Linked DNA regions of Homo sapiens: region 1 is linked to region 2. A link is a loop called in an ENCODE intact Hi-C map of the cell type or tissue named here. Cell type or tissue: heart right ventricle. All regions are shown on one strand. Each heading gives the region's core, and the rest is flanking DNA. Links, peaks and the distances in the headings are about the cores only. Region 1 has its middle 6.9 kb from the start of LINC01258. Region 2 overlaps KLF3 (KLF transcription factor 3).

Region 1 (2,919 bases), core at 140-2,639, 150 kb after region 2:
GGCGGGTTATCAGGTAGCAAGGGTCTGCAGTCTGGTCACAACCATGAATCCCAGGGACAAAGGAACAGAGGTAGAGGGATTCCAAGGACAGAGAAGCTGGTCAGTGACAAGATGGGAAATTTGTATTCCAGACACTTGGGGGCTGTAAGAAAAAGTGCATCTGTTTTTATTAGATGCTAGAAATGGCTTTGAACGGTATCTAAGTGAAACTGCAAACACAGCTGAGAAAATCCCAGCTCTGTCTGGTTCCTCAGAAACTCCACCCCCTCTTTCTCCGGAGGGCTCTCTAGTTACAAATGGCTCACTGAACACCCTCCCACTGGCTTGTTTCTAATACTCTGGAGTAAGACAATTCTTCCATTTGTTCAACTATTTCTCAGATGTCAGATCATAAAATTATACTTCTTGAAAATCACTTATTCTTGAACATTTCCTCTCTGAATTGATTTTACAGTTACAGCATTTTATGTAAATCATTTTACATTTCTTTCTTTCCTTCTTTTTTTAGAGACAGGTCTCTCTCTGTCAACCAGGCTACAGCTGGAGTGTAGTGGCACAATCATACTCACTGCAGCCTCTAACTCCTGGGCTCAAGTGATCCTCCTGCCTCAGCCTCCCAAGTAGCTGGGACTGCAGGCATGCACCACCATGCCCAGCTGCTTTTTAAAATTTTTTGTAGAGAAGGGCCTCTCTATGTTGCCCAGGCTGGACTCAAACTCCTGGCCTCAAGTGAGCCTCCTGCCTTAGCCTCTCCAAGTGCTGAGATTACAGGTGTGAGCCACTGGACCAGGCCTATTTCTTTTAAAAGTTTGAAGATAGATAGTATTTTAAGCCTTTGCCTTCCTTATATATTTTTCTATTAAACGTTGCATGGAGAAATGCTTCTGCTGAATAATCAAAATAATCATCCACCTTTATGATTTTTGATGCATAATAACATAATCTTCACATCTTAGATATGTATCATATATACTATGGTACACTTTCCTATTTATACTTTTCTTATACATTTAAAAAAACTACTGAATATGTACCTGTAAAACCCTTTAGTAATGCAAAGTGTATGTGTGAATTGGTGTACATGGATGTATGTGATCTATACATTCATTAAATAATGAACCACTTACTATACACCATGCCCTGTGGAAACTCAATGCTAAAAACTCATAATCCTTGTCTGCTAGGGATACTATATCAAATGGACATTGCCTTGATCATTTCTGAAAAGTCCCAAATTAGAAAAATATTGGATGTCAAAAGCATATCTTAAAGCCAGAGGCACAGAACTCAAAGGACTTTTCTCTTATAAAAATTTTATATCTTTAATACAAGTTGTCTTCCCAAAATGACTGAATGTATACTATACCTCAGATATAACTAGATTTAGTATAAGTTAATTCAGTTTACCAATACATTTATGGTTTACTTTGTGAGAAACTAGAATCCAAAAGTGAGTAAGACCTATCTCCTGCTCGCAAGCAACACATAGTCTGGTAGGTGAGGCAAACCGGTAAACACATGACTGCCAGCAGGCACAGTGGGCGCAGAGTCACTCAGGAAGGCTTCATGGAGAGTGCTGGTCACCTATGCACCAAGTACGTGGTGTTGCTAAGCGACAAACCAGGAAGCCCGGAGCACATTTCCCACTGACTGAGCTCTCGCAGTAGAAGAGGAAGGTTCTGCCTGTCCTGCTCTTCTGATCTGCTGATCAGGTGTGGAGTAGCACCAGCTTCAAGGTGGTAGGTCCATGGCCCAGAGCACAGGCTGAATGACTTGTCAAACCAGGACTTCCTGCCAACGCAATTCTGCAGGCTAACTTCCTGTTTTTGTTTTTGCTGTTTTTCTTTTTTCATCAGGAACCAGGCAGGGGAGCTTGGTTTTCTTCCACTGACACCACCATCGATTTCTTCCCTTCTTTGGCCCATTGTGCAGCTGAGAGAGGCCCAAGAAACTCATTAAGAGCTTCCCACTGCCTTCAGGATACCATGTAACCTCCCTTCAGGGCTGGGTCTCATCCACCTCTTCATCTTGCCCTCAGCCAGGCCCCATAATGTTCTCTGTGCTGCAGCCATGCCACACTCCTTGTGGTTCCTCAGACATGCCACACTCTTCAGCCTTTTCTCCAATCTCTTTTACATGCTCTTCCTTTGCCCGAAAATAATTTCCCTCCTACTCTTGGCCTGCTGAAGCCTCGTCAAGCTTCAGGCCTCAGCGTGCATGTCATTTCCTCAGGAAGGTCTTTGCTGGCCGCTACGATGAGGTAGCTCCTAGATGACCCAGCACTTCCCTTATCTGAGTCCTCATTAAACCTCATGGTGACCTTTCTTCTCCAAGCTGCAGGGGAGGGCACAGACCACATCTGACTGGCTCATCCTTGTATTTCCAGGGCCGGCCTATAATTTGGTGGATTCAGGTCCAGCTTCCTGGGTGGGGGACCTGTGGAGTTACACAGGGACTCATGCTTAGACAGGTGGCTTTAATGCTTGGCTTAATGCTGCTGTCATCTAGAAAGTTCTTTTTTCGTTTTCTTTTTTTTTTTTTTTTTGAGACAGGGTCTAGCTCTGTCGCCCAGTCTGGAGTGCAGTGGCACCATCTCGGCTCACTGCAACATCTGCCTCCCGGGTTCAAATGATTCTCTTGCCTCAGTCTCTCGAGTAGCTGGGATTACAGGTGCCCACCACCAGGCCTGGCTAATTTTTTGTATTTTTAGTAGAGACGGGGTTTCACTATGTTGGCCAGGCTGGTCTTAAACTCCTGACCTCAAGTGATCTGCCCACCTTGGCCTCCCAAAGTGCTCAGATTACTCGAGTGAGCCACTGTGCCTGGCTGCTATCTAGAAAAGTCTTAATTTTTGAACAAGAGGCCCCATATTTTCATTGTGCACTGAGCCTCACATATTATGAAACTGATACTACATGG
Region 2 (2,919 bases), core at 232-2,731:
GACTTGTAATCCTAAGAGAAACATAGTCTAGTATAAAACGCTGGCACTGACTGGGCGTGGTGGCTCATGCCTGTAATTCCAGCACTTTGGGAGGCCGAGGCGGGTGGATCACTGAGGATAGGAGATTGAGACCAGCCTTGCCGACGTGGTGAAACCCCGTTTCTACTAAACATACAACAAATTAGCCAGGTGTGGTGGCGCACACCTGCAATCCCAGCTATTCGGGAGGCTGAGGCAGTATAATCGCTTGAACCCAGCAGGCGGAGGTTGCAGTGAGCCCAAATAGCACCACTGCACTCAGCTTGGGCAACAAAAGCGAAACTCTGGTCTCAAAAAAAAAAAAAAAAAAAAACACACTGGCACTAACAGAACCTGATTTGCTTTTACTAAAAAATAATTACAAGGGTATGTTTATTTGCCCAGAAATGTACCTCAAAGTAATCCAAATGTTGATGAAGGGATGTTCTCATTACAGAAGTATTTAAGTTAATAAACAAAGAAGGAATGATAGGATTAGAATACCTATTTTTGAAATTCCTAACTAAATAATGCATCCCTGGACATTAAAAAAAAAGTCCGTGCAAAATTCAAATATCACAAAGAATAGAATCAAACTCACTATTTCACATGTCTACAAGCACTTTGTTTCCAATTTGGTAGCTTCTGATAATAGCTTTTAAATGATGATGCTTTTAGTGATAGTCACAGGATATAAAACAAGAAGATAAAGGACATGCAAAGAAAACGTCTGGAACCACACACCCGAAACTGTTAACAGGAGCTTCTTGGGAGTGGCGGTGGGTGGGACAGCTTTCTACACATCTGTGTTCTATTTTTAAAGTTTATTATTTATATGTATTTTTATTTTGAGATGGAGTCCCACTCTGTCACCCAGGCTGGAGTGCAGTGGAACGATCTCGGCTCACTGCAACCTCTGCCTCCTGGGTTCAAGGGATTCTTCTGCCTCAGCCTCCAGAGTAGCTGGGATTACAGGCATGCACCACCACTCCTGGCTTAGTTTTATACTTTTAGTAGAGACGGGGTTTCACCATGTTGGCTAGGCTGGTCTCGAACTCCTGACCTCAAGTGATCTGCCTGCCTCAGCCTCCCAAAGTGCTGGGATTACAGGTGTAAGCCACTACACCCGGCCAAGTTTATTATTTCCATAATCAAAACTTTTAACAAAGACAAGATAGGGAAGCCAAGCTAGGAAGGAACTAAATTTAGAAACAGAATCAAACACATGAACAGAAATGAGGCTTCTGTTTATGTATTTGCAAAAAATTTCTATACTTTGCACCCATATCTCTGACTACAGGGACCACTTTTGTCATTGGTACTAATTTGTTTACAGGTTCTGATCTACAATCATAAAAGAGTGACTGTACAGTCTTCAAAGTGCCTTCCACATAACTGAGAAGTAACTTAAGCCCTGGAAGAATTAGGGTCCCTAAACTTGGCAGTCTTTGGTACCCATGGGCGGCTCAGTGCACTGGGGTTATTACCATTCTGAAAGAATGCTAAGTAAACCACAAATGCTTAGAAAATCTATCATACAGTACTGACGGCAATCTGAAGCAGAACCAGTAGGTGGCGCACTAAAACAGGCATTAGAGACCAGGACACCGGCAGTAAATCAATCCAGTTGGCCAACCTCGGGGTCTTTAAACCTAGTGGGTTTTAACCAGGCTCAGGAATTCTATTAATCATTTTATGTGGGTATCACAGAGAAGAGGAGGCTCTAAATGTGGTTCTATTTTTTTCTGACGACTATTTTCCAATCATAAACACATTTACATCTTCATTATATTTAACTAGCTTAGCTAGCTTTAGAAATACATTAGCTAGTCTTAGAAATACATTCTAATGCTAAACTAAGCAATACCAGGATAACAAAACTGCATCCAAAAGGGGGGGGAAGGGCAAAATTGTTTTTATGAAAAATTCTAAGTTATTGAGGTGCTTAAAAGCAAAAATATACAGGAACATCACCACCGCCAAAATAATTTTCCATAACTGGAGCAAATGCCATCTTCCCCAGCTGTGTTATTTTGCAGAGAAAGGCCAATAAAAATGAATGGTCCTCAAAAAGGAGAAACAGATTTCCCTTCATGCTCTTTCCACCTGCACTTCTGACTTTTCAGATGTTAAAATAAGGGTCAAATTTCTGTCAAAATGCAAGACTGCGTGATTATAGATTAAAAGGGTTGGTGAATCATTGACATGAAGTTTCAGAAGTAATGCAGTCCTGCTTTGGAGCCCTATCCAGTGGTGTCTGAGACCTATGCACAATGGCTTTATGGAGTGGGGAGCGGGGCTGCAGGTGAGCTGCAGGGCTTAGAAACACACACACAGTCCTTCATGGAAGACGAGGTTAGGGGGTTACTAAACCTCCTCTGAAAGCAGCTTGCCTGGAGGCTAGAGCATGATTTATTACAGAAACGACCTTACAGACAACTGCCTGCCCCTTCCTGAGGGAGGAGGAAGGTGGAGAGAGAATGTGTACGTATCAGGAGCAGTTTCCTGTTTCTTGGGGTTAGAGCAAGACCTGCCTCTGACGTTCTCCCTTCTCATCTCCCTATTTCTTCCTTTCTCCATGCCCTCATTTCTTCCCACAGATCCTCAAAGGGTGCCTGCATTATCTTCCCCAACCCAGGACTGACCCCGAGGCTCCAAATCACCTGCCTTCCTCCAAGCAAACTTCCGTCTCCCAGCTGACCTCGGCTAGGCATACGGAGCAATACACTAACACACCATCGCTAAGCCTCCCTTTCAACTCTTCTAAGTTTTTGGATTTTTCAAAGAGAAAACATGTTATCTTCCCCTACCCTTACTCCCCAAAGGAACTTAAGGCAAAAAAAGAAAAAAAAAAAAGGCGGTGTGTGCATGTGTGTGTGTAATTCTTGGCTAGGAAAACTG

What was found. A loop is a pair of places that touch in the nucleus more often than their neighbours do. Peaks named below come from ENCODE experiments on the same cell type or tissue, not always from the same donor. Only the 100,000 strongest peaks of a DNase experiment are listed, where the experiment ranks them.
Region 1: it touches region 2 in a loop (2.2-fold over the local background); 14 of 110 quality-filtered maps call a loop at or near these places.

What each region holds. Positions count from the first base shown.
Region 1 is chr4:38,528,662-38,531,580 of GRCh38, reverse strand. No RefSeq gene overlaps it. Among named protein-coding and RNA genes, the nearest start is that of LINC01258, 6.9 kb to the right of the region's middle. RefSeq lists an enhancer at 1,944-2,173. In heart right ventricle, for the core only: no CTCF peak of the experiment used is centred there; DNase peaks (open chromatin) are centred at 1,631 and 2,248; H3K27ac peaks cover 1,540 bases.
Region 2 is chr4:38,674,390-38,677,308 of GRCh38, reverse strand. The region is part of intron 1 of KLF3 (KLF transcription factor 3); the gene reads right to left. Among named protein-coding and RNA genes, the nearest start is that of KLF3-AS1, 11 kb to the right of the region's middle. RefSeq lists a silencer at 1,651-1,700. In heart right ventricle, for the core only: a CTCF peak has its summit at 1,587 (motif pointing right); a DNase peak (open chromatin) is centred at 1,568; H3K4me3 peaks cover 557 bases; H3K27ac peaks cover 2,251 bases.